2 separate regions of the Homo sapiens genome follow, and region 2 is linked to region 1. The links are chromatin loops, found by intact Hi-C in ENCODE. Cell type or tissue: heart right ventricle. All regions are shown on one strand. Each heading gives the region's core, and the rest is flanking DNA. Links, peaks and the distances in the headings are about the cores only. Region 1 overlaps LOC105376208 (a long non-coding RNA gene). Region 2 overlaps LOC105376205 (a long non-coding RNA gene).

Region 1 (15,130 bases), core at 4,784-12,783:
CCTTTCCCGCCCGTCTATTCCACAAAGCCGCCATTGTCATCCTGGCCCGTTCTCAATGAGCTGTTGGGCACACCTCCCAGACGGGGTGGTGGCCGGGCAGAGGGGCTCCTCACTTCCCAGTAGGGGCGGCCGGGCAGAGGCGCCCCTCACCTCCTGGGCGGGGCGGCTGGCCGGGCGGGGGGCTGACCCCCCCACCTCCCTCCCGGACGGGGCGGCTGGCCGGTCGGGGGGCTGACCCCCCACCTCCCTCCCGGACGGGGCGGCTGGCCAGGCAGAGGGGCTCCTCACTTCCCAGCAGGGGCGGCCGGGCAGAGGCGCCCCTCACCTCCCGGACGGGGCGGCCGGCCGGGCAGGGGGGCTGACCCCCCCCACCTCCCTCCCGGACGGGGCGGCCGGCCGGTCGGGGGGCTGACCCCCCACCTCCCTCCCGGACGGGGCGGCTGGCCAGGCAGAGGGGCTCCTCACTTCCCAGTAGGGGCGGCCGGGCAGAGGCTCCCCTCACCTCCCGGACGGGGCGGCTGGCCGGGCAGGGGGGCTGACCCCCCCCACCTCCCTCCCGGACGGGGCGGCTGGCCGGGCGGGGGGCTGACCCCCCCACCTCCCTCGCGGACGGGGCGGCTGGCCGGGCAGAGGGGCTCCTCACTTCCCAGTAGGGGCGGCCGGGCAGAGGCGCCCCTCACCTCCCGGACGGGGCGGCTGGCCGGGCAGGGGGGCTGACCCCCCCCACCTCCCTCCCGGACGGGGCAGCTGGCCGGGCGGGGGGCTGACCCCCCCACCTCCCTCGCGGACGGGGCAGCTGGCCGGGCAGAGGGGCTCCTCACTTCCCAGTAGGGGCGGCCGGGCAGAGGCGCCCCTCACCTCCCGGACGGGGCGGCTGGCCGGGCAGGGGGGCTGACCCCCCCCACCTCCCTCCCGGACGGGGCGGCTGGCCGGGCAGGGGGGCTGACCCCCCCCACCTCCCTCCCGGACGGGGCGGCTGGCCGGGCGGGGGGCTGACCCCCCCACCTCCCTCGCGGACGGGGCGGCTGGCCGGGCAGAGGGGCTCCTCACTTCCCAGTAGGGGTGGCCGGGCAGAGGCGCCCCTCACCTCCCGGACGGGGCGGCTGGCCGGGCAGGGGGGCTGACCCCCCCCACCTCCCTCCCGGACGGGGCGGCTGGCCGGGCGGGGGGCCGACACCCCCACCTCCCTCCCGGACGGGGCGGCTGGCCGGGCGGGGGGCCGACCCCCCCACCTCCCTCCCGGACGGGGCGGCTGGCCGGGCAGAGGGGCTCCTCACTTCCCAGTAGGGGCGGCCGGGCAGAGGCGCCCCTCACCTCCCAGACGGGGCGGCTGGCCGGGCGGAGGGCTGACCCCCCCACCTCCCTCCCGGACGGGGCGGCTGGCCGGGCAGAGGGGCTCCTCACTTCCCAGTAGGGGCGGCCGGGCAGAGGCGCCCCTCACCTCCCGGACCGGGCGGCTGGCCGGGCGGGGGGCTGACCCCCCCACCTCCCTCCCGGATGGCACGGCTGGCCGGGCGGGGGGCTGACCCCCCACCTCCCTCCCGGATGGGGCGGCTGGCCGGGCGGGGGGCTGACCCCCCCTCACCTCCCTCCCGGACGGGGTGGCTGCCGGGCGGAGATGCTCCTCACTTCCCAGATGGGGTGGCTGCTGGGCAGAGAGGCTCCTCACTTCTCAGATGGGGCAGCTGCCGGGCGGAGGGGCTCCTCACTTCTCAGACGGGGTGGTTGCCAGGCAGAGGGTCTCCTCACTTCTCAGACGGGGCGGCCGGGCAGAGACGCTCCTCACCTCCCAGACGGGGTCTCGGCCGGGCAGAGGCGCTCCTCACATCCCAGATGGGGCGGTGGGGCAGAGGCGCTCCCCACATCTCAGACGATGGGCGGCCGGGCAGAGACGCTCCTCACTTCCTAGATGTGATGGCGGCTGGGAAGAGGCGCTCCTCACTTCCTAGATGGGATGGCGGCCGGGCGGAGACGCTCCTCACTTCCCAGACTGGGCGGCCGGGCAGAGGGGCTCCTCACATCCCAGACGATGGGCGGCCAGGCAGAGACACTCCTCACTTCCCAGACGGGGTGGCGGCTGGGCAGAGGCTGCAATCTCGGCACTTTGGGAGGCCAAGGCAGGCGGCTGGGAGGTGGAGGTTGTAGTGAGCCGAGATCACGCCACTGCACTCCAGCCTGGGCACCATTGAGCACTGAGTGAACGAGACTCCGTCTGCAATCCCGGCACCTCGGGAGGCCGAGGTTGGCGGATCACTCGCGGTTAGGGGCTGGAGACCGGCCCGGCCAACACAGCGAAACCCCGTCTCCACCAAAACCAGTCAGGCGTGGCGGCGCGTGCCTGCAATCGCAGGCACTCGGCAGGCTGAGGCAGGAGAATCAGGCAGGGAGGTTGCAGTGAGCCGAGATGGCAGCAGTACAGTCCAGCTTCGGCTCCGCATGAGAGGGAGACCGTGGGGAGAGGGAGACGGAGACGGAGACGGAGACGGAGGGGGAGGGGGAGGGGGAGGGGGAGAGGGAGAGGGAGAGGGAGAGGGAGAGGGAGAGGGAGAGGGAGAGCCGCCTCTTTCTTTTCAATTACTGTGTCTCTTGTCTCTACAAAATATTTTTAAAAATTAGCTGGGTGTGGTGGTTTGCACCTGTAGTCCCAGCTACTTGGGAGGCTGAGGTGGGAGAATCACCTGAGCCCAGGAGGCTGAGACTGCAGTGAGCCATGATTGTACTACTGCACTCCAACCTGAGCAATGGAGTGAGACCATGTCTCAAAAAACTAATAATAATTAAATGCTAAAAACTATATTTCAAAATTATCTTTTAATCTAGAGCTCATTTTCTAGAACTTCCAACGATTTTGTACACATCATTTTCCTTACATTAAATTGTTTTTCTGCCTAAACTAGCTAGGATACTTTCCATTGCCTGTCCAATACACTTCTTCTCCAATAACATACTTTAACATAAATTTTATTTTTATAAAATACACTTCTTCTCCAATAACATACTTTAACATACATTTTACTTTTATAAAATACTGTCTTAGAATTATTCTCTTTTCTTTCATGGAAGCCTCATAAGACCCCAAGAAAAGATATGCATGTCACTAGGCCCATTTTTTCATAAGATTAAGCTTAGGTTCTAGGTAGTAAGCACCTTATGGCTAGAAGGCAATAGGACAATGCAAACCATTTCAAATCCTAAGCTCTTTCCTCCATATCACATAATCTTAAAGCCCAGGCTTTTCAGACAGGGCATCTGGGTAAAGGTTCTACTTCAGGTGGAATTATAGACTCAGTGAAAACATAATAGAGCTAGTTGATTAGCCTTGCTGGCACAGGGACTGGATCCTGATATGGTTTGGCTCTGTGTCCTGGCTCAAATCTCATGTTGAATTGTAATCCCCAGTGTTGGGGGAGGGACCTGGTGGGAGGTGATTGGATCATGGGGGTGAATTTCCCCCTTGCTGTTCTCATGATAGTGCATGAGTTTTCATGAGAGCTGGTTATTTAAAAGTGTGTAGCACTTCCCCCTTCGCCCACTCTCTCCTGTTGCCATGTGAAGGCATGCTTACTTCCCCTTCCCTCCTGCCATGATCATAAGTTGCCTGAGGCCTCCCTAGCCGTGCCTCCTGTACAGCTTGTGGAAATGTGAGTCAATTTAACCTCTTTCCTTTATAAGTTACCTGGTCTCAGGTAGTTCTTTATAGCAGTGTGAGAAGGGACTAATACAGAAAATTGGTACCAGGAGCAGGCTATTGCTCTAAACATACCTGAAAATGTGGAAATGACCTCGGAACTGGGTAATGGGCAGAGTTTGGAACTGTTTGGAAGGCTCAGAAGAAGATAAGGTGATGAGGGAAAGTTTAGAACTTCCTAGAGACTTGTTAAATGGTTGGGATCAAAATGCTGACAGTTATATGGGCAATGAAGTCCAGGCTGAGGTGGTCTCAAATGGAGATGAGGAATTTACTGGGAACTGGAGTGAAGGTCACTCTTGCTATGCTTTAGCAAAGAGACTGGAGGCATTGTGCCCCTGCTCTAGGGATCTGTGGAACTTTGAACTTGAGAGAGATGATTTAAGATATCTGTCAGAAGAAATTTCTAATCAGCAAAGCATACAAGATGTGGCCTGGGTGCTTCTAAAAGCCTACGCTCACTTCCACAAGTAAAGAGATCTTATATTTAAAAGCGAAGCAGAACATAACAGTTTGGAAAGTTTGCAGCCTGATTTTGTGGTAGGAAAGAAAAAACCATTTTCCGGGGAGAAATTCAAGATGGCTGCAGAAATTTGCATAAGATGAGCCAAATGTTAATAGCCAAAACAGTGGGGAAAATGCCTCCAAGGCATTTCAGAGACCTTCATAGCAGCCCCTGCCATCACAGGCCCAGAGGTCTAGGAGGGAAAAAATGGTTTCATGGACCAGGTCCAGGGCCCTGCTGCTCCGTACAGCCTCAGAACATAGTGCCCTGTATCCCAGCCACTCCAGTTGCTGCTATGGCTAAAAGGGGCCAATATACAGGTCAGGCCATTGCTTTAGAGGGTGCAAGCCCCAAGCCTTTGTGGCTTCCACTTGGTGTTGAGCCTGCAGGTGTGCAGACTGCAAGAGTTGAGGTTTGGGATCCTCTGCCTAGATTTCACAGGATGTATGGAAATGCCTGGATATCCAGGCAGAAGTCTGCAGCAGAGGTAGAGCCCTTATGGAGAACCTCTACTAGGACAGTGTGAAGGGGAAATGTGGGGTTGGAGCCCCCACACAGAGTCTCCACGGGGCCACTATCTAGTGGAGCTGTGAGAAGAGGTCCACAATCCTCCAGACCGCGGAATGGTAGATCCACCAACAGCTTGCACCATGTGCCTGGAAAAGCTTTAGGCACTCAATGCCAGCCCATGAAAGGAGCTGAGGGGGCTGTACCCTGCTGAACCACAGATGTGAAGCTTCCCAAGGCCATGGGACCCTGCTGCTTGCATCAGCATGCCCTAGATGTGAGACATGAGTCAAAGGAGATTATTTCAGAGCTTTAAGATTTAATGACTGCCCTGCTGGGTTTCAGGCTTGCATGCAGCCTGTGGTCCCTTTGTTTTGGTCGATTTCTCTAGAAATGTCTTCTGCCAAACACACTAAAAACCCTGATTTCTCTCTGTTCCAGGTTTACCTAATGCCTGTACCCCCATTGTATCTTGAAAGTAACTAATTTGTTTTTTATTTTATAGGCTCAGAGGTGGAAGGAACTTGCCTTGTCTCAGATGACACTTTGGACTTGGATTTTTGAGTTAATGCTGGAATGAGTTAAGACTTTGGGGGACTGTTGGGAAGGCATGACTGGTTTTGAAATGTGAGAAGGACGTGAGATTTGGGAGGGGCCAGGGGCAGAATGATATAGTTCAGTTCTGTGTCCCACCCAAATCTCACGTTGAATTGTAATCCCAGTGTTGGGGGAGGGACCTGGTGGAAGGTAATGGGATCATGGGGGAAGATTTCCCACTTGCTGTTCTTGTGATAGAGAGTGAGTTCTCATGAGTTCTAGTTGTTTAAAAGTATGTAGCCCTTCCCCCTTTGCTCTCTCTCTCTCTCCTGCCACCATGTGAATACGTACTTGCTTCCCCTTTGCCCTTCTGCCATGATTGTAAGTTTCCTGAGCTCTCCCCAGCCATGCCCCCTGTACTGCCTGTGGAACTGGGGCAATTAAACCTCTTTTCTTTATAAATTACCCAATCTCAGGTAGTTCTTTATAGCTGTGAGAAAAGACTCATACAGACCCTGAGAGACCTGCATTTAAGCCACAGCTCAGCCATTACTCTGCACCAGCTGCGTGATTTTACTACATTTATTTAACCTTTTTTGAGTCTAATTTTTCCCATCTATAAATTGGAGATAATAGCACTTCCCTTGTAAGGCCAATGCAATAACTAAATAAGATAATTTATGTGAAGTGCCTAGCACAGTGCCTGACTCCTAATAAACATTCAATAATTCAGTTAGCTCTCAGGTTATGGGACCTTTCACTGAGGTATGCTTGGTAGGAAAGCCAGCATGAGGCAGTGAGAGAACACTGGGTGAGGATAACTGTCTATCACTGCCATGAATGCACTGCATGACCTTCACTACCCTGTGAAGCCTCCCCTGATGGACTTGGGACTCCATTACTTGCACCTTCACGGTATCTCATTTGTGTCTCCATTAAGGTATTGATCACAATGCAGTCATGGTCCATTTGCACTTCTATCTCCCCAGCAGACTTCAAGCATTGTGGGATCAGGGACTGGCCTTCTTTTCTCTCTATTTGTAGGCCTGCTACAGTGCCTAATGCAAGTGCCTGTTTATGAAATGTGGTTGAGTTAATAAATTAATGAATGAAGGTTATATAATTGTGAAACTTCAAGTCAACATCACTCTGCAGAAGCAAGTTGTCCATGGCCTTACTGGTAGCAATCCTCTCAATCTCCTATATTCAAAGTCTCTTCCAGTTCTTAACAGTTTTATAAAACTACTGGTTAAAGGGGGCAATTTTTCATCCTAATAAATGCAAAACCTTAATACTCATACTCCTGGCACAATTTATAAAGAATCATTGACACTGATTAATAGTTCTAATCAAGATTACAGAAGTTTTTAATTAAGCAGCTGCCAAACAAAACAACATAGAATACTAATTAATGAAGTAGAATCTTCTCTCCCTTTTTTCCTGAGGCATCTATCTAGTCTTTTTTTGACTCAGTCTCTACCTCAGTAAAATAAAATACATAAACAAATATTATTTATTGAGCACTTTCTATGTGTTATTCAGTACTCCAAGCATTTTACATATAATAATTTCTTAAGTCTTTATAACAACTTTATGAGGTAGATTTCATTCTTACTATCAACACATCAGGAAATTGATGCACAAAGAGATTAAATATCTTGCCTGAGGTCACTCAGCTAATAAGAGGGCCAGCAGGAATTTGAATGTATAGACATATGGCCTCCAGGGCCTCTGGTCTTAATCCCTACTCAAGATAACATATTATTTTACTCAACATTTAATAATAGCATGCATAAAATGTAAACCATGTCCAAAATTCTTTATTGTGTTCATTCTCACTGACTTCAGCTTCTAAAGGATTTCCCTTAGTATCTCTAGTGAGAGGTTTTATTTTAATTCAGGAAGGCAAAAGGTGGGCTAAGCTCATCTATGCCTCTGATCAGTTGAAGACTCTTCAGCTTTGGACTGATTGTCATTCTGGCCAGGAGCCTTTGGGCAGGGAATTAGTTCTGTCCTAAGGTGGCTGATGAAAAGTGGATTTGGACACCTTCTTTTAGCTCTTCTCACCCTAATCCTGCTCTGAAGAGGAAGAGAAGGAGGGAGAATGACATCTATTGAGCACCTGGTTTATTACCAAAATACATACTTTTGCTAAATTCCTGGCCTTATAACGTTTGCATTATTTTCTCCATTTTATAGGTGAGGGAACTGGAGTTCAGAGAGGTAGAGTGACTTACCCAAGGTCACTCAGATAAACTGTGGCACTGACCACACAACCCTGGTCTTTCTGGCTCCAAAGCCCAAGACTACCTTTCCCAGTGCCAAACGAGGCTTTCCACAGCCTCTTGTTCCAGCAGTGTCCTGAGGGAGGGAGAGATTTGGCCTGCTCATGAGGCTCCAGTCTATGTTTCCATGACAAGGCCATGTGGTCAGCACAATGCAAGTGGGAGGAAGCCTGCATCAGCCAGGGCGTGAATGAGGGCTGCAAGTCAGGAGCTCAGCACCTCCCATCCATCTGCCTTACCTCCCACAATTTAACTATTACCCTCACCGCCCACCCCCAAGATCAGGACAGGAGAGAAGATGCTGGGATTGTATGCGTGCTTCTGTGTTGGCCTTGCAGTGAGAGATGATCAAGAAATACTTAGAAACTCTATGTGCATGCAATTTGGGTACCTCCTGAGTGTGAAGAGCTCATTGATCCCATTGCAAGTATTGGTGGGCCATCAGATGAAAGCTCCAAATTCATAGTCCCCCTAAGAAAACCACCCCATTAAAACACTAATGAACACACTAGCAGGAAGGGAATGGAGGAGAGAAAAGGAAGCAGATGATATTCTTTCAAAACCAAGGATTCCTCAGTAATTCTTTTCCAGGTTTCCAATTCTAGCTCTATGAGAATCATCCACTGTTATCTTGGGGAAGTGACTTGATCTTTCTCAAGTGACTTCGTCTGTAAAAGGGTGGTAGTAATACTCATCACTGGGCATGGTGGCTTAACACAGTGCCCAGCATCCAGTAGGACTTCAATAAATGGTAGGTCCTTTCATTGTCCTTCTCTGTGGAAACAAAGGCTAACAGAACAGAAGTCCTGGAGCTTACAAGAAACTCTAAAAATGAACAAGTTGGAGCCAAAAGGAGGCTGGGAGAGTAGGAATCTTTTGAGCCCTGTAGCATGATGGGGATGAAACTGGTGGGGATGAGGAAGAGAATGAGGCTAATGAGCAGGAAGGGATGGGAATAACCAGGCAGCAGCAGCAGCAAGCACAGTACCTCTGGTTTAGAAGGCTCTGGCCTCTTCCTGCAGACGAAGGGACTGGGGCTCCTGGCAACCTTTGCTGCCTGTCGCACTGTGAGATGAAAGAGACACCGAGGGTATGGGAGGGGGATTGAGAATGAGAAAGGGGCCCCACTTTGGCCCCAGCCTCTAGCGTGACAAGTAAGAGGAGAGGCTCTGGATTCTAGTCCCCCGCTCCCCTGTTTTCTAAGTTATGACCTCCGTAACCCCAGGCAAGTCAGCTTACATCTCTGAGCCTCAGATACCTCATTTGTAAAATGGGCATAATGATAATTCATAACTCAGAATGTCGCAGAAATGGTTAATTGAGGGAAAGTTATGTAAAGCACTTAGTATAGTTTATTCATTTAGAAAACACTCAGAAGTTGTCGTTATTGCTCTTATTATTATTATTATATTTTATCTTAATGATTGTTACAGGGCCCCTGTGAAGTCGCTTTTATGCAACTCTTTTATGCTCTTTGAAAAGTCTCTGTAACAGAATCCCGCATTGTGGCTCAAAATGAGTTAATGCTGCCAAACGTCAAATGGGGTTGCATTCATTGCTATTCACTGGGCCACTCTGAACCTCAGTTTCCTCATCTGAAACCCAGGATGGTCTGGACACTGCAGGGTTATTGGGAGGACTCCACGAGGCAGGAAATGGAAAGTGGCAAGCACCAGGCTTGGCACAGAGAAAGGCTTGAGAAATGGGAGTTCCCTTTCTTTTCCTGCTGGCTTCCTGGGAAAGTGCACAAATCCAGGTTAAGGACCCCCTGGGGCTTCTCTGGTCACCTGACCGGAGAGTTAGGGTGGAGAGCAGGAAGGGGGTGGTGTGATGTGGAACAGGTCAATTTCTTTTTCCCTGTGACCCTGCAGTTTGGAAACACACTCCCTATCTGTAGTGCTATTCTCCTGCCGGTCGGTCCCACCGTGGTCATTCCCAGAACAATGGCAGGATACAGGCCTGTGCTTACGAGCAATGGCATGCAGCCGTTTGAGCCAGGTTGAGTTGGACCAGGCCAAACGGGGCTTATCCTAGGCATAGAGAGGGCCAACAGCCTCGACATCAAATGCAGCAGCCTCCTGCTGCGGCCCTGGAGTTTTCACCTACTGCAATTGTCAGGGAGATCCAAGAGTTAAGTCCAAGGAGTTAGGGAGTTCTTGGAGACCTGGCCGAGAGGTGACAGAGGGACTCAAGGCTCCCTGGAGCATTGATTTGAGGGGCTCCACACTTGCAGATTTCCCTCCCACTCCTATGGGCACCAGTTGGAGTTTGGATTCCTAGTGTACCCTAACAGATCTTTACCAGACCCTATGCTTTCCCTGATGATAATATAATAAGCTGCCAGTTTTTTACTGGCCAATTACTAAGCACAGTCAAATCATTATTTGCAGATTCCATATTTGCAAATTTGCTTACTCGCTAAATTTACTTATAACCCCAATATTAACATGTGCAGTGTTTCGGCATTTTCATGGCTGTTCACAGACAAGCACAGAACAGCAAAAAAAAATAGTTGCTTGATGCACACACACATTCCCAGCTGAGCGAGGCCATGCTGTACCTTCTTTATTTTCTTTTATTTTTTTTTTCCAAGATGGAGTCTCACTCCGTCACCCAGGCTAGAGTGTAGTGGCGTGATCTCAGCTCACTGCAACCTCCTCCTCACGGGTTCAAGAGATTCTCCTGCCTCAGCCTCCTGAGTAGCTGGGATTACAGGTGCATGCCACCATGCCCAGCTAATTGTTGTATTTTTAGTAGAGATGAGGTTTCACCATGTTGGCCAGGCTGGTCTCACACTCCTGACCTCAGGTGATCCACCCTCCTTGGCCTCCCAAATGCTGGGATTATAGGTGTGAGCCATCACTTGCGGCCCTCTACCTTTTTTTTCAGCTCTCATCCTATCAACAGGTGTCCTTTCTGCAGTCTATTTAGTGCCATAAATTTCACTTTTTTTTTTTTTTTGCTTTTATTGGAGATTTTACTGTTTGAAATGGTCTCCAGATATAGTGCTGAAGTGCTGTCTGGTGTGTTTAAGTGCAAGAGAGCAGTGATGTACCTTCAGAGAGAATATACATATTAGATACGCTTCATTCAGATATGACTTAAAGTATTCTTAGGCATGAGTTTAATATTAATGAATCAACAATGATATTAAATAAGGTACCTTTAAAAAGAAACACACATACATCATGGTTATGTATTGATCAGTTGACAAAGATGTTGTGACCAGAGATTTTTCAGGAACCTAATCCTGTATTTCCAGTAAGAGCAATGGCTCACTATTCCAGTAATTCAGTGTTTGCAGTGACTTTATAGAACATAATTGCCTCAGAAAAATGGAATGCCACTGTATTTGTTATTTTATGTAATCCTCCAAACAGCCACGGAAATAAATATTATTGTTTCCATTTTACAGAGGTGACAATTGAGGCAGAAGGAAATGGGCTTTCCTAAGGTCACCCTGCCCAAAAGTGGATTAAACTGATCTGCCTGTAGTGTTTGCATCCTTCCCCCTGCACTGGGCTGCTGTTTGAGGGACTACTTCCCAGAGGGCTGGTGTGGCTCTCACATTCATATGAGCAGGATGTGTGAGCAGGCCCAGAGCACTGAGATACAGCCTTGTTCTCACCTTATGAGGAAACTGAAGTCTGAAGAGAGCAAGTGTTAGATCCAAGAGACTCATGGCGGCTGACCAGAGACCCACTGCAACATTTGCATCCTCTGCCTTTACTAGAGAGTACTACATGAAGTAATTTTGGTTCCTAAAACCTCATTTTGTAAGATTCCCATGAGCCTTTCTTTGGGGGGAAAATACTGACTTGTTTTCTTTTTTCTTTTTTTTTTCTTTCTGAGACAGGGACTTGCTCTGAAACCCAGGCTGGAGTGCAGTAGTTTCATCACTGCTCACTGCAGTCTTGATCTCCCAGGCTGAAGTGACTCTCCCACCTCAGCTTTCCGAGTAGCTCGGACTACAGGAGCATGCCACCAAGCCTGGCTGATTTTTCTGTATTTTTTGTAGAAATAGGGTCTCACTATTCTGCCCAGGCTGGTCTCAAACTCCTAGGCTCAAGCCATCCATCTGCCTTGGCCTCCTATAGTGCTGGGATTACAGTTGTGAGCCACCATGCCTGGCCTGATTTTCTGAAAAAAAAAAAAAAAAAAAAACAAATTTATATATATCAAGCACCAGGCACTTACATCATTTATTCTCACAACAACTCTGAGAGGTACAGGGTATTACCCCTATAATTGTCCTTATAGAAGCTCTGCCCACATGCCTTCATTATTAACCTCTGCACACCAAAGGCTGCTTAACACAAAGTGAGCACATGTAATTTTCTTTTTTTCTGGTCATAAGAGTCTATTTGGCCCAAGCACAGGGCAAGGCAGAGGGCATAGAATCAATGCCCCTGTGAACAGCCCTCTGACATAGTACAGCTTCCTTGCTTCTCTGTTGGTTCAGCCTTTAGTCATGATCCATACCATCACCCAGGGCTCTCCATGGGACTGAGCTCCAGTAGCTTATAATAGCAACTGGCTTGATGATATTTCCCTCCCCTCTGTGTCTCAGATCTAGCAAAATTTGTTGGGGCCTCCTTCCAAATAAACTACCCGCACTCAGATAACAGCTTTCCATCAAAAGGACAATGTTCTGGGAACATGGACGGGAAGTGGTAGTGGTGGAAGCTCTGTTTTTTTTTTCCCATTTATCCTTCATTTCTCCATTATTTATCCTTTATTTCCATTATTTTTTTCATTTATCCTTTTATTTCTCTCAATTTTCATTTTATATATTTTAAAGATTGATATGAGTGAATACAAATTTGTAAATGTTATGTCTTACAACTGAATTGATCTCTTTATCATTAAAAAAATTCTTCTTTATTTTTGGTAATATTTTTGGTAACATTCCCTCTGAGAACTAAACAAGACAAGAATGCCCACTCTCACCACTCCTCTTCAACATAGTACTGGAAGTCCTAGCCAGAGCAATCAGACAAAAGAAAGAGATAAAGGGCATCCAAATCGATAAAGGGGAAGTCAAATTGTCACTGTTTACTGACAATATGATCGTTTACCTTGAAAACCTTAAGGACTCCTCCAGAAAGCTCCTAGAACTGATAAAAAAAAAATTCAGCAAAGTTTCCAGATACAAGATTAATATACACACATCAGTAGCTCTTCTACACACCAACAGGGACCAAGCAGAAAATCAAATCAAGAACTCAATCTCTTTTACAATAGCTGCAAAAAATAATAAAATAAAATACTTAGGAATATATCTAACCAAGGAGTTGAAAGACCTCTACAAGGAAAACTACAAAACACTGCTGAAAGAAATCATAGATGACACGACCAAATGGAAACACATCCCATGCTCATGGATGGGCATAATCGATATTGTGAAAATGACCATACTGCCAAAAGCAATCAACAAATTCAATACAATTCCCATCAAAATACCACCATTATCTTCATAAAATTAGAAAAAAAAATTCTAAATTTCATATGGAAGCAAAAAAGAGCCTGCATAGCCAAAGCAAGACTAAGCAAAAAGAACAAATCTGGAGGCATCACACTATCTGATTTCAAACTATACTATGAGACCATAGTCACCAAAATGGTGTGGTACTGGTGTAAAAATAGACACATTGGCCAATGGAAAAGAATAGAGAACCCAGAAATAATCCCAAATGCTTACAGCTAACTGATCTTTGACAAAGCAAACAAAAACATGAATTGGGGAAAGCACACCCTTTTCAACAAATGGTGCTGGGATAACTGGCTAGCCACATGTGGGAGAATAAAACTGGATCCTTATGTCTCACCTTATACAAAAATAAATTCAAGAAGGAATAAGGACTTAAACCTAAGAGCTGAAATTGTAAAAATTCTAGAAGATAACATTGGAAAAACCCTTCTAGACATTAGCTTAGGCAAGGATTTCATAACTAAGAACCCAAAAGCAAAAGCAACAAAAACAAAGATAAATAGCTGGTACCTAATTAAACTAAAGAGCTTTTGCACAGCAAAAGGAACAGTCAGCAGAGTAAACAGATAACCCACAGAGTGGGAGAAAATCTTCACAATCTATACGTCTGACAAAGGACTAATATCCAGAATCTACAAAGAACCCAAACAAATCAGTAAGAAAAAAACAAAAAATCCCATCAAAAAGTGGACTAAGGACATGAATAGACAATTATCAAAAGAAGATACACAAATGGCCAACAAATATATGAAAAAAATGCTCAACATCACTAATGATCAGGGAAATGCAAATGAAAACCACAATGTGATACCACCTTACTCCTGCAAGAATGGCCAAACAAAAAAATCAGAAAACAATAGATGTTGGCATGGATGTGGTGAACAGGGAACACTTCTACACTGCTAGTGGAAATGCAAACTAGTATAGCCACTATGGAAAACAGTGTGGAGATTCCTTAAAGAACTAAAAGTAGAACTACCATTTGATCCAGCAATCCCACTATTGGATATCTATGCAAAGGAAAAGAAGTCATTATTCGAAAAAGATACTTGCACAAGCATGTTTATAGCAGCACAATTCACAATTGCAAAATCATGGAACCAACCCAAATGCCCATCAATCAACGAGTGGATAAAGAAACTCTGATAATGTTAATTCATTCCTTTTTATGGCTGTATACTATTCCATCATATATATATATATATGGCTGTATAGTATTCCATCATATATATATGGAAAAAGGAATGAATTAACAGCATTTGCAGTGACCTGGATGAGATTGAAGACTATTATTCTAAATCAGCAACTCAGGAATGGAAAACTAAACATTGTATGTTCTCACTGATATGTGGGATCTAAGCTATGAGAACCCAAAGGCATAAGAATGATACAATGAACTTTGAGGACTTGGGAGCAGGAGTTGGAGGGAGGTGAGGGATAAAAGGCTGCAAATATGGTTCAGTGTATACTGCTCACATTATGGGTGCACCAAAATCTCACAAATCACCACTAAAGAACTTACTCATGTACCCCAATACCACCTGTACCCCAATAACTTATGGAAAAAATAAACGATAATAAATTAAACTAAATTAATAAGAATAAATAAATAAAACTTTTAGGTTCGGAGTACATGTGCAGATTTGTTTTATAGGTAAACTATATCATGTTTAGCCTACAGATTATTTCACCACCCAGGTGATAAGCATAGTACCTCATAGGTAGTTTTTGATTTTTTTAAACCCTCTTGATATATCTAAGTAGATTACACCAACACTACAGATGAAAAAACTGAGTCACACAAAGATAAATATAGGCAAAAGTTGCATGGTAGTATCTGGCCTATCTGACTACTAAGCTTTTGCTCTTCTCCTTAACTGCCTTGCCTCTAAGACTCTAAGAAGTTTACTCAGGCCAGGTGCAGTGGCTCAGGCCTGTAATCCCAGCATTTTGGGAGGCTGAGGCGGGCAGATCACTTGAGGTTGGGGGTTTAAGACCAGCCTGGCCAAAATGATGAAACCTCATCTCTACTAAAAATACAAAAATTAGCTGGGTGTGGTGGTGCACACCTGTAGTCCCAGCTATTCAGGAGACTGAGGCACAAGAATCACTTGAAC
Region 2 (15,130 bases), core at 4,587-12,586, 100 kb after region 1:
GCTGATAAAACAGGATACAGTAGAGAAGCTGGCCAAAACCCACCAAAACCAAGATGGCCATGAAAGTGACCTCTGCTCATCCTCACGGCTCATTATATGCTAATTATAATACATTAGCATGCTGAAAGACACTCCCACCAGCACCATGACAGTTTATAAATGCCAAGGCAACATCAGGAAGTTACACTCTGTGGTCTAAAAAGGGGAGGAACCCTCAGTTCCGGGAATTGCCCACCCCTTTCCAAGAAAACTCATGAATAATCCACCTTTTGTTTAGCATAGAATCAAGAAATGACCATAAGTATACTCAGTCAAACAGCCCACACCGCTGCCCTGCCTATAGAATAACTATTCTTTTATTCCTTTACTTTCCTGATAAACTTGCTTTCACTTTATGGACTTGCCCCAAATTCTCTCTTGCACAAGGTCCAAGAACCCTCTCTTGGGGTCTGGATTGGGACCCCTTTCTGGTAACATCCTAGAACAGTGCCTGACAATGTGTCTGCATCCTAGAAGGGTTTGCTGCTATTATGACCAGGCCCTACAATAAACCTTACCTACTTAATTCCCACCATGAGATAAGTCATATTCTTGTCTCCATTTACCAGTGAGAAAGCAGAAGCTTGGCAAGAAGATCAGATAGAGCTGGAACTGAAACCCAGTTCTCTCTGACCTTCTAGCAGGGGCTCCCTCCATCACCCCCATCCAGCAGATCCTTCACAGAGGCACAGTAGAACCACTTCTCTTCACCGGGTTGGGGTAGGTTGGGGGAAGTCTATTTTCATCACTGCAGCTCAGCCTTGAGCAAGAAAAAGGATCGTGTCCCCTGCTGGTGGCAAGACCAGAGGGAGCTGGTGAGAAGCATACATTGTGCAACAAGACCAGCTGCATGGCAGATGTGTCCACAGCTAAACATGACAGGAGTTTCATTTCCAGAGTCAAGAAAGAAGACCTATCCTGAAACATCCTCAGTGACCCTACCTGAGCAGATGGGGCGGGAGCAGCAGGGAGGCCCTGGCATTCCTATGCACTTTGATTTCCTCTCTGTTTCTTTGCTGCAGTAACTGCTGAAATGCAAAGGCTGCCGATCCCCACACACCGTTGGCTCTGATCACAAGTGTCCCTGATCCTCCTGGGCTTACTGAACATCTGACCATTGCCCTCAGAACAACTACCTATGCATGAAAGAGAAAATGGTAAGAGAAAGGGAGGGCCAGTGACTGTGAAAGTCAAGGCCACGAAGGGACACCCATCTGAAGTTGCTGAGTAGTTGGACAGGCCTGGATTTCAACTGTTGGTCACAGCCCTATGAGTTTGGGCAAGCCATTCAAACTCTCTGACTTCACTTTTCTCTTTTTCAAAATAAAAAAACTATTCCTGCCTAGCAGGCTCATTGTAAGGAAAGGCAAATGTATGTAAAATACTGGAACCATTATGATGGAAATTGCAAGAACCACCATTAGCCTAGGACAAGCAAAGACTAGGATGGGTGGAAATACTTTTTAAGAGACCAAGAAAGCAGAACACTTAAGTTTTTCTACATGCAAATAAACTGCAAAGGGAAAAGAAAAAAGGAACAAATATTCTTTAGTACCTATCATAGGCCAGAGATCCAATTATGCTCTTTCCCTAGATTGAATCTCACTATATCCCATGTGGTGGGTTTTATTACCCTCATTTTACAAATAATGAAAGTGATCATAGGGGAGGTTTTCCAAGACCACACAGCTAGACTGGCGTGGGGAGGCCAAGAACCAAGGGCTCTTTCTGATACATCATTCACTTTTGCCCCTGAAAGTGAAAATGCTGGGAACTCCAGGGAGAGCAATGTGTGACATTTATAGAGTGGCCCGAAGCAGCACTTCTCCATGCATCTTTGGGGAGGGTAAGTTTTGTTTTGTTTTGCTTTAATTAACTAATCTAGCACAGATTAGTTTGTAAACATTATTTGTAAAACATAATGAATTACTAGAAATGTAAAAATTTAAAGGACATACAAAATACACACAGACTCAGCCTTTTTATATTAGATTGAACACACATAACATGACTGTCAAATAGTTACAAAATTTCCCATGCACTCATTTGCTCTCAGTGTTTGTGCTCATCTCATTGTGGAATACACTTTGAGAACCACTGCCTTGGTGTTAAAGCCATCTGCAGATCCTGGAGAAAAACCTCAAAAAGTTGTCTGGGTTTGCATCCTTTCTCCAGGCAAAAATTGTGTAAAATCCCAAGGCTGCTGGGCTATTTTTTTCTTCAGAGCATCTCTCCCGAGTCTCACACCAGCTGTGTGGTCACAGATCATAGCCATCTCCCAGTAGTCTCTATCCAGCCTGGAACAGAACCTTGAATCTCAAGGTTTGTTTGAAGGATTCAAGCTCAGACTTCGTCCTCCCTTTTCCCTTCATCCCTGATTTCCTGCCGTTGCCTCCTCTCTAAACACCAGGCCATTGGCAAAATCTGCATGAACCAAGGAGAGGCTTTTTGGAAGGTACAGCTTTTTGTTTTTTGTTTGTTTGTTTGTTTGTTTGTTTTTTGAGAGAATTTCGCTCTTTTTGCCCAGGCTGGAGTGCAATGGCATGATCTCAGCTCACCGCAACCTCCGCCTCCTGGGTTCAAGTGATTCTCCTGCCTCAGCCTCCCAAGTAGCTGGGATTACAGGCATGCATCACCACGCCCGGCTAATTTTGTATTTTTTAGTAGAGACAGGGTTTCTCCATGTTGGCAGGCTGGTCTTGAACTCCTGACCTCAGGTGATCTGCCCGCCTCAGCCTCCCAAAGTGCTGGGATTATAGGCATAAGCCACCATGCCCGGCAGGTACAGCTTCTTTGAGCAGGTGGGAAAAGTAGGACAAGTAGATAAGAAAACCTGCAGTCACCACCTATTGTATGTTTTCAGGTTAGCCCTGAGCTGGTGTCAGCTTCACATACATTAGCTCACATTATCTTCATAGCCTCCCTATGAGGCTGGTTTTTTTTTTTTTTTTTTTTTTTTTTGAGATGGTGTCTGGCTCTGTCGTCCAGGCTGGAGTGCAGTAGCGCCATCTCAGCTCACTGCAACCTCCGCCTCCCAGGTTCAAGCAATTCTCCTGCCTCAGCCTCCCACGTATCTGGGATTACAGGCATGCGCCACCACACCCAGCTAATTTTTTGTATCTTTAGTAGAGATGGGGTTTCACCATGTTGGTCAGGCTGGTCTTGAACTCCTGACCTCAGGTGATCCACCCACCTCCACTTTCCGAAGTGCTGGGATTACAAGTGTGAGCCACCACAACAAGCCGAGGAAGTATTATTGTCTCAATTTTATATATAAGGAGATTGAATATCAGAGAAATGACAGAGCAGGGACTGGATCTTAGATCTGTCTGAGACTTTCCAACCTAAGCCCTTAACTCCTATCTAATGCTTAGCTGGAGGAAGCTGAAAGGCCTAGAGTCACCTCCACAGTCAACCTGGAGCACCATAACCTTAAGCAAACCCAGCCGGCAAGGTCCACAGTTCCTATTCCCACTTCAGTGCCCGGATGCCAACAAATTTGTCAATAGCACTTCTCCACTGCAGTCTCTACCATTTGTCCTTCCCCAGACTCCTGGCTCCATATTGGATAACGAAAGCAGAGGCCCAGGGCAATGGATTATGGATTCCAAAGCAGGTGTTTGCAAGTCTCCCCACTTTGTCTGTTCAGCCCAACTGTGTCCCTTCAGGGCTAACCCTGGGTTCTGAGTCCCACACAGACACTGTCTCTGACCACTTTCCCTCAAGTGGGACAGGACACCCTCCACTGCAGCAGTGACAGCTACCATTTGCTGGCCACACTCTGTATCTTTTCTCACTTCATTTTTACCATTGTCCTTTAAGGAGAGTACCATTACCCATATTCTCCACAGGAGGTAGCTGAGACCCAGAGAAGTTCAGTAACTTAGTCAAAGAGCTAGTAAAGAACAGTGATGGAATTTGAATGGAAGCCTCTCCATCACCAGGCACTGCCTCCCATCAAGTCATTGGATTTGCAAAGCATTCAGCACATGGAAAGGACTCAATAAATAAATGCTTGAGACTAACCAAAATCGGTAGTCAGCAAAATTGGAAGTGGGTTTAAAATGTTATGATACATCCATGTAACAGAATACTACTCAACCATGCAAAATGATGTTGTGGAAGAAGGTACTGATGCAGAAAGGTGTTCTTGATGTTGACTGAGTGAGGCAGCATACAAAAGGGTATGTATATTATAATCCTATTTGAGTACAGTCAGCCCTCTGTATCTGGGGGTTCTGCTCTGCATCCATGGATTCAACCAATCCCAGATCAAAAATATTTTAGAATCGGCTGGGCGTGGTGGCTCATTCCTTAATCCCAGCACTTTGGAAGGCCGAGGCAGGCAGATCACTTGAGTCCAGGAGTTCGAGACCAGCCTGGCCAACATGGAGAAACCCCGCCTCTACTAAAAATACAAAAATTAGGGGGGCTGCCAGGCACAATGGCTCATGCCTATAATCCTAGCATTTTGGGAGGCCGAGGCGGGTGGATCACCTGAGGTCAGGAGTTCGAGACCAGCCTGGCCAACATGGCAAAAGCCCATCTTTACTAAAAATAAAAAAATTAGCCGGGTGTGGTGGCGGACACCTGTAATCCCAGCTACTTGGGAGGCTGAGGAAGGAGAATCACTTGAACCCAGGAGGTGGAGATTGCAGTGAGCCGAGATCGCACCACTGCACTCCAGCCTGCGTGATGGGACCGAGACTCCATAAAAAAAAAAAAAAAAAATTAGCTGGGCATGGTGGCAGGCACCTGTAATCTCAGCTACTCGGGAGGCTGAGGCAGGGAGAATTCCGTGAACCTGGAAAGCGGAGGTGACAGTGAGCCAAGATCATGCCACTGCACTCAAGCCTGGGCAACAGAAAGAGACTCCATCTCAAAAAACAAAAAACAAAAAACAGGCCGGGCGCGGTGGCTCACGCCTGTAATCCCAGCACTTTGGGAGGCCGAGGCGGGTGGATCATGAGGTCAGGAGATCGAGACCATCCTGGCTAACAAGGTGAAACCCCGTCTCTACTAAAAATACAAAAAATTAGCCGGGCGCGGTGGCGGGCGCCTGTAGTCCCAGCTACTCGGGAGGCTGAGGCAGGAGAATGGCGTGAACCCGGGAAGCGGAGCTTGCAGTGAGCCGAGATTGCGCCACTGCACTCCAGCCTGGGCGACAGAGCGAGACTCCGTCTCAAAAAAAAAAAAAAAAAAAAAAAAAAAAAAAAAAAACAAAATTAAAATAAATAAATAAAAGGATGGCCTTGTTTGTATTAAACACATACAGAGTTTTTTGTCATTATTCCCTAAACAATATGGTATAACAACTATTTACATAGCATTTACATTGTATTAGGTATTAAAAGTAATCTAAAGATAATTTAAAGTATATGGGAGGATGCGCATGGGATATATGCAAATACTACACCATTTTATCTAGATAAGGAACTTGAATGTCTGTGGATTTTGGTCCTAGAACCAGTGCCTCATGGATTCGAAGGCATAATGGTGTATCTATTGTCTGGCCCTATGGATAGATGTGTACACACACACACACACACACACACACACACACACACTACAGAAAAATACACCAAAATGTCAACAACAGATTTATCTTTGTGATGAGATTGAGGGTGGTTTTTGTATTTTTCTTTTTGGATATCATAATTTCAAAAGTTTCAATAGTAACTCTGGCACATCTCATCTTGGATGATCACACCTAAACACCACTGGGAGACTGCACAGAAAGAGGGTGTGTGACAAGGATAACAGATTGTTTTATTTTGCCTTTTTAAAAAAATGTCTCATGAGTGATTTCAGTGTATCTCAGTCTTTTGTGCCACCAATCTAGAACACTATTAATTCCAAGAGTCCAGTGATTGAAATGTGGAAGGAATTAGGGCTTCCCAAAACCAGGATTTTTGAAGATACTAACTAGATTTGCTCAATGTCACTCATTGTTTGTTTCTGTTGGATGCTTGGGAGCCTGTTTATTTACGGTGAATCCATTTTCCTGGGCAGCTGACAATGTGGGGGAAAAACAGAGAAACAGGCCACGAGAGCTCTGTGCGCTTCATTATCCTTGATGTCACTACTGTGAAAGGCTTAGGGGTCCAGAAGTACGCAGTTGTCTCAGACCCCAAGCTGAAGTAAAAGAGGCATATTCATTGAGTGTAAGGGATACCCCTGTGGCTGCACAGCGGAACTCATCACTTTTTCAACCTCCCCGGCCTTCCAGCCAGGCTCTCAGTTACCAGCAGATGCAGACATGCGGAAGGTCTGTCTCTCGCTGAGCTTCCTGAGCATTTTTTTTTAACTTTTTTTTTTTTTTTTTTTTCGAGATGGTGTCTCACTCTGTCACCCAGGCTGGAGTGCAATGGCACAATCTCAGCTCACTGCAACCTCCACCTCCCAGATTCAAGCGATTCTCCTGCCTCAGCCTCCTGAGTAGCTGGGATCACAGGCATGCCCCACCACGCCTGGCTAATTTTTGTATTTTTAGTAGAGACGGGGTTTCACCATGTTGGCCGGGCTGGTCTCAAACTCCTGACCTCATGATCCACCCCCCTTAGCCTCCCAAAGTGCTGGGATTACAGGCGTGAGCCACCGTGCCTGGCTGCTTCTTGAGCATTTTGCAAGGTAATTTTGTTTTTGGAATCCTAGGTTGGCCATCAGGAAAACAGAACACTAGGAAGAGCACAGCTACTGTCATCAGAAACACCTGGATTGACATTTCCACTCTCACGGACTAGCTGTATGACCGTGGACCAGCTTCTTATCCTCTTCTGAATTTCATGTCCTCCCTGTAATGTGGGGATAACAATGTGTTGTTGCAACTCCTAAGTGAGATAATCTGCGTAAGATGCTTTAGCTTCCCTCTGCTGCAGCCTGATATCAGTAGGTTTTCAATATGTGGCCGTTACTGTCCCATGAGCTGGTTTTCAGCCTGACTGCCTAAGGTAGGAAATGCCGTTGGAATTCTTATTAACTGGGTTCTTGACAAGCAGGAGGTTGTAGTCATAGGTGGAGATGCTGTGGCTTAGCCCAGAGTTAAGAGACAGCTCAGGTCGGGCGCGGTGGCTCACGCCTGTAATCCCAGCACTTTGGGAGGCTGAGGTGGGCGGATCATGAGGTCAGGAGTTCGAGACCAGCCTGGTCAACACGGTGAAACCCCATCTCTACAAAAAATACAAAAATTAGCCAGATGTGGTGGCGCGTGCCTGTAATCCCAGCTACTTGGGCAGTTGAGGCATGATAATTGCTTGAACCCAGGAGGAGGAGCTTGCCGTGAGCCGAGATCGTGCCACTGCACTCCAGCCTGGATGACAAAGTCCGACTCCATCTCCAAAAACAAAACAAAAGAGACAACTCAAACTAAAGCCACTTTTGAGGAATACCTCCTTGTTAACCAAGTACAACATAGTTACCATAAAAACTATCTGGCTAGATAATAGAGATACTCAACTTTTGTATCCTACCTTTCTCAGTCAACATCAAGAACATCTTCATGTTGGGACCCACTCTTCTACATTATTTTGCATGGTTGAGACACCACACAGTCGCAGGACATGAAGAAAAACAAAGGCAAAATAAAACACCATGTCATACTTGTTGTCACATCCTCTCTCCACGCAGCCCTTCTGATCATGCCCTGGTATGTGCTTCTGAGACTAGATAGGCCAGCGGTGGCTCAAACACCCTGAGACAGTCCGAACTCAGCTGTGCGCCCACCCCTCTGCCTCAGCCCTTATTCTGCCAACTCAGGAATAGCACAGACTGCTTTGACCAGACTTAACGCAGTCACCTTGGAACACAGTGTGAGGCGGAGGCCGCGGGACAGAGTGAAACCATGTTCTAAAATACAGCAGATTTTTAAAGAACAGCCAGGCAGGGTCGAAGGCAGGGAGAGGGGCTGGTCAGGAAATGCCAGTTTAAAGTTAGCTCTGACCTATTAATCAGCAGTGGGACAATGATGCAGTGGGGGGCGGGAAAGCTGGACATGTGCTCGCGCCAGATTTATGGGCCCAGAACAAAGGATGGCCTGCTCATTCAGAGAGTCTCTTTCCCTTTTCCTCTGGCAAAATGAGGACATTGTTTGATAAGCCAAAAAGAACAAATATTCCAAAGACTGAGGTCATTTCCAGAGATGCAACCAGTCCTGATGGGGATCCATACACCCTGGGGCGAAGACGAATCCTGCAGGGGGTTCTCGGACCAGCGCAGTGGGTGCATGTCATGAAAGAGAAACCACAGGCCCCTCTCCTGCGCTCTCGAAGAAGCTGGGGCCACCTGCCTGAGGCCACTCTGAAGGTCTCTGAACTGCTCAGCCGAGCCCCTTGGGATAAGTCCAGAAGCTTTTCCATGCAGACTGAACACATAATCCCTGCCTCCACCTAGGCTCTGCAGGCTTTTCTGGGAAGGTCTTCCTAAGCATGGACTGCCTAGGATACTGTTGATTTCAGCTTCCTCTCCATCCAGAAGAGAGTCTTGTTTCAACAGCTGGTCTCATGTCATCAGATTAGGAGAGAAGGGGAAAGTGATTAGGAAGGAAAGAAAAGAGAAAGTGCTCAGCCAGGCAGCTGGATTACAAAAGAAGCCAACCTCGTGGAGAGGAGATATTGACTCTGCTTCTCAGAATCTTTCAGAGTTTGGGAACTATCTGTGACTTCCCAGCCCCTCCTTTCTTGGGGTTGCCACATTTCACCAGGCGCTGGTTGCCTTGTACCTGGCTGGACCTTCCAGAGGAGTCACCTTGACTCCTGTTTTGCTTTCCTCCAACCCAATATCCACACAGCCCACAGCCAATTGGGATGAACTTTCTCTTTTTTTTTTTTTTTTTTGAGACGGAGTCTCGCACTGGAGTGCAGTGGCGCAATCTTGGCTCAGTGCAGCCTCCGCCTCCCAGGTTCAGGTGATTCTCCTGCCTCAGCCTCCCAAATAGCTGGGATTACAGGCACCTGCCACCACTCCTGGCTAATTTTTTGTATTTTTAGTAGAGACGGGATTTCACTATGTTGGCCAGGCTGGTCTTGAACTCCTGACCATGTGGTCCGCCCGCCTCTGCCTCCCAAATTGCTGGGATTACAGGCGTGAACCACCACACCCAGCCCTTGGGATGAACTTTCTAATCTAGATATCTAACCATCTCCCTCCTGGCTAAAAAACATTTAATTGCTCTCTAATGTCTTCAGAAAAGATGTGCAGAAACCTCAGCCTGACAACAGGTCCTTCATGTTGTGGCCACATCTGTCTTTCCAGCTCGTGTGCCATCTCTTCCCAGCCCTCTCTGCAGCCTTTAGACCCATAGAATTATTTTCTCCTCCGTAAACATGACGTGTCCCTCCTGGAAAAATTCTGGCCGTTCTTTAAGACCTAAGTTCCAATGTTATGTCCTCTGTGGGAATGACCTACTGTACGTTGCTAACCAACTCACACACTGGGTGTGTTCTCCACTTCTTTGCCTGGGGTCCGATGCATGTGTTCACTCTGCTAATAATAATAATAATAATAGCATAGCACTTATCATAGGGCCTACACTAGTTAATTGAGGGGTCAGTTGAAGGCATGAATTCATTGAATGACTGCCTGAATGAATGAATGATGATCTATTAGACATGGTTAGCCCTAAGGCATGTGAAGGCCTATGCAAATGTTTTCTGTGGGGTCCCTGTATATATAAATAATTTGAGTTACCTAAAATCAATCTTTAAGCAGCATTCTGATCACCCAACTTCATGTGATACTGCAAAAGAAATACTCTCTGGCTGGAAGTAAAGATCCTTTCTCCCAGTAGCCCTTTTGGAATTGGGCCTGGTCAGGGGTCCCTGAGACAATCTCATAGGTGTAAACCTTAGAGGTCTCCTAGGGCATCTGGTCGACCCCCTGTACTAAGAAGCGAATTGAAGAGCATTCCAAAGGAGAGAAAACAGGGACAGGGGCTGACATGGTGGAGGTTGGGCCTAGAGCACCCTGTCTGGTTGGCACTGCTGGCCTTGGCCAGTCTTGGTCACTGGAAGGGCTTAGAAGATGTTAAGGACAGCATTCTACAGTACAAGACCCCTTCAAGACCAGCCTGGTCAACATGATGAAACCCTGTATCTACCAAAATTACAAAAACTAGCCAGGTATGGTGGCACACGCCTGTAATCCCAGCTACATGGGAGGCTGAGGCACAAGAGTCACTCAAACCTAGGAGGCAGAAGTTGCAGTGAGCCGAGATCGTGCCACTGCACTCCAGCCTGGGTGACAAAGCAAGACTCTGTCTCAAGAAAAAAAATTAAATAAATAAATAAAGTGCAAGACACCTGAGGCCCAGGACCTAAGGCAGGTGCTCCGCTTGCCTGGGTGGTACTGCTCCCAGATAACCATGTGATTATATACTTCATCATTCAACAAACATTTACTGAGCTCCTACTATGGACTAGGTACTGTATTAGAAGCTGAAGTCACATATTCATAGTTATTTATTACTATGAGTTAACATGTTATCTCTGCCAAGCAGTGAACTTAATAATAACACAATGAGACCTGCACAGTACAGGAGCGTAGTTATCATCTGGCCCATTAGGAAACTGAGCCAGAGAGGGGCTGTCATACATTCCATGAGCATCTACCACATGCCTACTCCTGGGTGTGGTTAGAAACGCAGCAAAGAGGTTTCTGAAAGAAAGCAAAAGACAATCCATTGATTTCACTTCCAAAAATAAACCAAATCGTGAGGAGAGAAAGAATAATGACTTAAAGCCTATTCCGAGGTTCAACAGATGATGGAAATAATGACTAAAATCATCCAAATGACTTTATACTGGGCTTTCAGTGATGGCAGCAGCAAAGCCGGCTGCTCAAGCCTGTCAGAGTAGAGCTGTGGAGACATGCAGCCACACAAGGGCCAGAAAGGACAATGGCTTCAACTTCTCTCCCTGAGCCTCTATTTCCCCATCTGTAGACCAGCCCTTCGCATGTTGATCAGGACACCCATGTGTTGTTGTGAGATTACAATGATACTAAAGATCATGAACAACCTGTATGCACTTAAAGCGCCTGCCCTGGGTTGCTCAGTAATAACGAAGAGGATGAAGGGTTAGTGTGTGGCTTTCTCTCCTAACCAAAAAAAAAAAAAAAAAAAGGGATGGGTTTCCGCCATGTGGTTTTTTATGAAAGGAGAGGAAAGCAAGAGAAGAAATACATCTCTCCTCAGACTAACTCTGAAGCTTTCTAGGGTTAACACCCCACCAGCCTTCTCGATTTTACCCTGTGCTCACTGTGCACTTGTATAGACATATGCACACACACAAACACAAATCCCCCCACAGCCTGACCCCTGATCATCCCAACCTCTAAGTCATGATTCTCAACCCAGTGCAATTTTGTCCCCCACAAAACATTTGGCAGCGTCTGGAGACATTTTAGGTTGTCACACCTAAGGGGCAGAGAGGGCGGCTTGTTACTGGCATTAGTAGGTAGAGGCCAGGGATACCACTAAACATCCTATAATGTCCAGGACAGTCCTTACAACAATGAATTATTCAGCCAAAACACTCAATAGTGCCGAGGTTGGAAAACTCCACTGTAAGCCTTTGTTTATGCTGTTCCTTCTATGAAAAGTGTTCTCTTCATTGCTCTTCTTATTTAAATCCGGCCGGGTGCGATGGCTCATACCTGTAATCCTAGCACTTTGGGAGGCTGAGGTGGGTGGATCACCTCAGGTCAGGAGTTCGAGACCAGCATGACCAACATGGTGAAACCCCGTCTCTACTAAAAATACAAAAAAAAATTAGCCAGGTGTGGTGGCGGGCACCTGCAGTCCCAGCTACTCAGGAGACTGAGGCAGGAGACTTGCTTGAACCCAGGAGGCGGAGGTTGCAGTGAGAGTGAGCTGAGATCATGCCACTATACTCCAGCCTAGGCAGCAAGAGCAAAACTCCATCTCAAAAAAAAAAAAAAAAAAAAAAAAGAAAAAAAATTCTACCCCTCCAGAGAAAGGAAATACACCCTCACATGCTGCTGGAGTATATATAAGCCAATATAACCTTTTTGATAATTTGGCCAGAGTTAACAGAATTATAAACATCCATACCCTTGGAACAAGTCATTTCATTGCTCACACAAAGTCCTATGCACAAGGATGTTTATTGCAGCACTGTTTGTCATAAGAAAAGACTAAACACAACCTAACTCATCCCTTTAGGAGGGGTCAGTAGCTTTAAATTATAAAGCTTGTATACAAAACAATTATCTGCAAGCCTTTAAAAGGAGTGAGGTCATTTCAAAGGGGTCAATAGGGAAAAATCGCTGAGATACACTGTTGAACAAAAATAGCAAGGTACAGGACAGCCTTATTAATATGTACCATTTGGTGAATGAGTAAAAGGAATATTCATACATATATTTTTATAAATATATATCTAGAAAATATCTATAAGCCTGTATAAAAAAAGTGTTAATAGTGGTTGCCTTTGGGGAGAACTTGGTCATGACAATTAGAAGATTTAGTTGTAATTTTATTATCCTTCAGACTCTTTGAATTTTTTAAACCATATTCATGCATTTCTTTTTGATTGAGGAAAAAAGATTTCATTAAAAAACGTTTGTGCTTGCTCCAGCAGCACATTTATTAAAATGAGAACAATACAGAGAAGATTAGCATGGCCCCTTTGTAAGGATGACATGCAAATTTGTGAAGCGTCCCATATTTTGGGGGCTTAATTCCTGGGTGATGAAGTAATCTGTAAGACAAACCCCCATGACATGAGTTTACCTACATTAACTAACTTTCAAATGTACCCCCAAACCTAAAATAAAACTAAAACAAAAATAGGAATATATCTTTATCATCTTGGATTAGGTAAGGATTTCTTTAATAGTACACAAAAAGAACTAACCCTTAAAAAATCGACATACTGGTTTTTGTTAAAATTGAGAACTTCTTCCATAGAAAGAGACCATGAACAGTAAATGGTTGACCCACATACTCGGAGAAGAGATTCACAGTCCATAAATCCAACAAAGGTCTTGCATTCATAATATATAAAAATAGTCAATATAATTTTTGAAAGTGAGCAAAAGACTTGAACAGACACTTTACAAAAAGGATATTCAAATGGCTAACAATCATATGGAATGATGCTCAAAATCATTAGTCACCAAGAAAATGCAAAATAAAACCATGATAGAATATCTCTCCTCTCCTGCCAGAATAGCTAAAATTAAAAAGGCTAAAAGTACCCTCTATATTCATTTCTCATACATTGCTGGTAGAAAAATAAAAAGGTACAACTACTTTGAAAGTTCTTTGACAGCATCTACAAAAGCTGAACCTTCCAACCTTACCTCTATAAACCTTCCCTGATTTACACAGGTTTTCCTTCTGATAACCCCTCTAATCTATGTATGTGTTTGCTACCGTTTAAAATCTGCTGTAAATTCCCAAACTTTCATTGTTCTATTTAACTGGGATTTGCTGAGCACTTACTCTAAATCAGACACTTGGGAATCTTACTGGGATTAAAGAGAGGACCTATTTTATAGATCCTTTCCTGCGGAAGCTCGTAGACCAGATGGAGTTGAAGATATACATACAAAATAAGAGATAGGCTGGGCACGGTGGCTCACGCCTGTAATCCCAACACTTCGGGAGACCGAGGCATGTGGATCACCTGAGGTCAGGAGTTCAAGACCAGACTGGCCAACATGGTGAAACCCTGTCTCTACTAAGAACACAGAAATTATCTGGGTTTGGTGGCGGGTGCCTGTAATCCCAGCTACTCAGGAGGCTGAGGCAGGAGAATCACTTGAACCTGGGAGCGAGGGGTTTCAGTGAGCCAAGATCGCACCACTGCACTCCAGCCTGGGCGACAGAGCAACACTCCGTCTCAAAAAAATCAAAAAAAAAAACAACAAAACACTAAGAGACAAACACCTCTTTAAACTAACCTTCTCTTCCAAACTAACTTCTACTTTTCGATCCCTGTGGCACACTTCTTTCATATTCTCACAGTGCCTGAATCTACAATGACCCAAAGTAGAAACTGAGTAAAACTCTGTTGAACCAATCCAGTTGATGTATATTCACAGATAGCAAGAAAGATTTGGGCTAGGTGAAAAGAATAGATTTTGGTCACTGACAGCTTCAGTAAGGCTTATTTAAAACCTAGCCCCACACTGACCAAAATTTTGTATCTATTAGCTAATTCCATTCTCACAGCAACCTGTGGAGCAGGTGCTATTATCGCCATTTGGCAGATGAGAAGCTTGAGGTCAAGACAGATTATGTTATTTGAAGACAGATTATGTTATTTGCCAAGGTCATATGCTCAGGAACTAGCAAGGCTGGGAACCAAACTCCAGCCAAACTCTCATTTTAAATTTTGGTTCTTGCTACTACATCACATGCATCAGAAACAGCCTAATACCACTCCAGAGAGGCGTGAATCTAAATTTCTCTCTGGCTTTGGATTTTTACAGGTGTTTTTATTCCCCTGAAATACTTGTGCAGCCCCATATTTTATTCTCTTCTCCTGTCCTCCCTTCTCATGGGCAGCACCTCTTCCTCCTTCTTTAAATCTCTGCTTTAATTTTAGTCTTTCCAGAAGGCCTTTTCTGATATCCTGGACAGGTTTCAGTGCCATGGCTGTGAACGACCCGAGCACCTTGTATCTTTCACAACCTATGATGTCATTAATTGTTTAAAGGTGGCTTCCCCTCTAGGCTGTGAACTGCTATCTTTCCTGTTCATTGCTGAATTCCCAATGCTTTGCACATCATAGTGTTTCATTATACATTATTGAATGAATGTAATAATTCATTCAATTATGTAATTATTCATTCAATTACTTTATATTCATAGAAAGTAAAAGCATTCTTGCAGGTCTAAGTTTGACCCTATTTTCTCCAATTCTGCCTATCAAGCAGTAGTAACGCAAGGTCAAAAAGGGAATAACTATATAGTGAGATGGATTAAGACTCATAGGGCCTTATCCTATTCTGAGACTTATTTAGTGAGAACTTTCCTCTCCTTTATGTAATTCAGCTCTACCAATTTTACAATAGCAGTATTATACTAGATTGCTTCGATACTCATGCCTGGCACCACCTTGCTCTG

Evidence for each region. Hi-C counts contacts between places; a loop is a spot of excess contacts. Peaks named below come from ENCODE experiments on the same cell type or tissue, not always from the same donor. Only the 100,000 strongest peaks of a DNase experiment are listed, where the experiment ranks them.
Region 2: a loop joins it to region 1, with 3 times the contacts of the local background. A loop is called at or near these places in 2 of 110 quality-filtered maps.

The regions. Positions count from the first base shown.
Region 1 is chr9:107,762,718-107,777,847 of GRCh38, reverse strand. The region is part of intron 2 of LOC105376208 (a long non-coding RNA gene); the gene reads right to left. The region is part of intron 2 of LOC105376209 (a long non-coding RNA gene); the gene reads left to right. Among named protein-coding and RNA genes, the nearest start is that of KLF4, 280 kb to the right of the region's middle. In heart right ventricle, for the core only: no CTCF peak of the experiment used is centred there; a DNase peak (open chromatin) is centred at 9,367; H3K27ac peaks cover 3,252 bases.
Region 2 is chr9:107,660,736-107,675,865 of GRCh38, reverse strand. LOC105376205 (a long non-coding RNA gene) reads right to left here. Exons shown (of 9, transcript XR_930217.2): 9 at 10,539-10,689. It also overlaps the pseudogene RNU6-996P. Among named protein-coding and RNA genes, the nearest start is that of KLF4, 180 kb to the right of the region's middle. In heart right ventricle, for the core only: no CTCF peak of the experiment used is centred there; DNase peaks (open chromatin) are centred at 7,875 and 8,259; H3K4me3 peaks cover 960 bases; H3K27ac peaks cover 1,737 bases.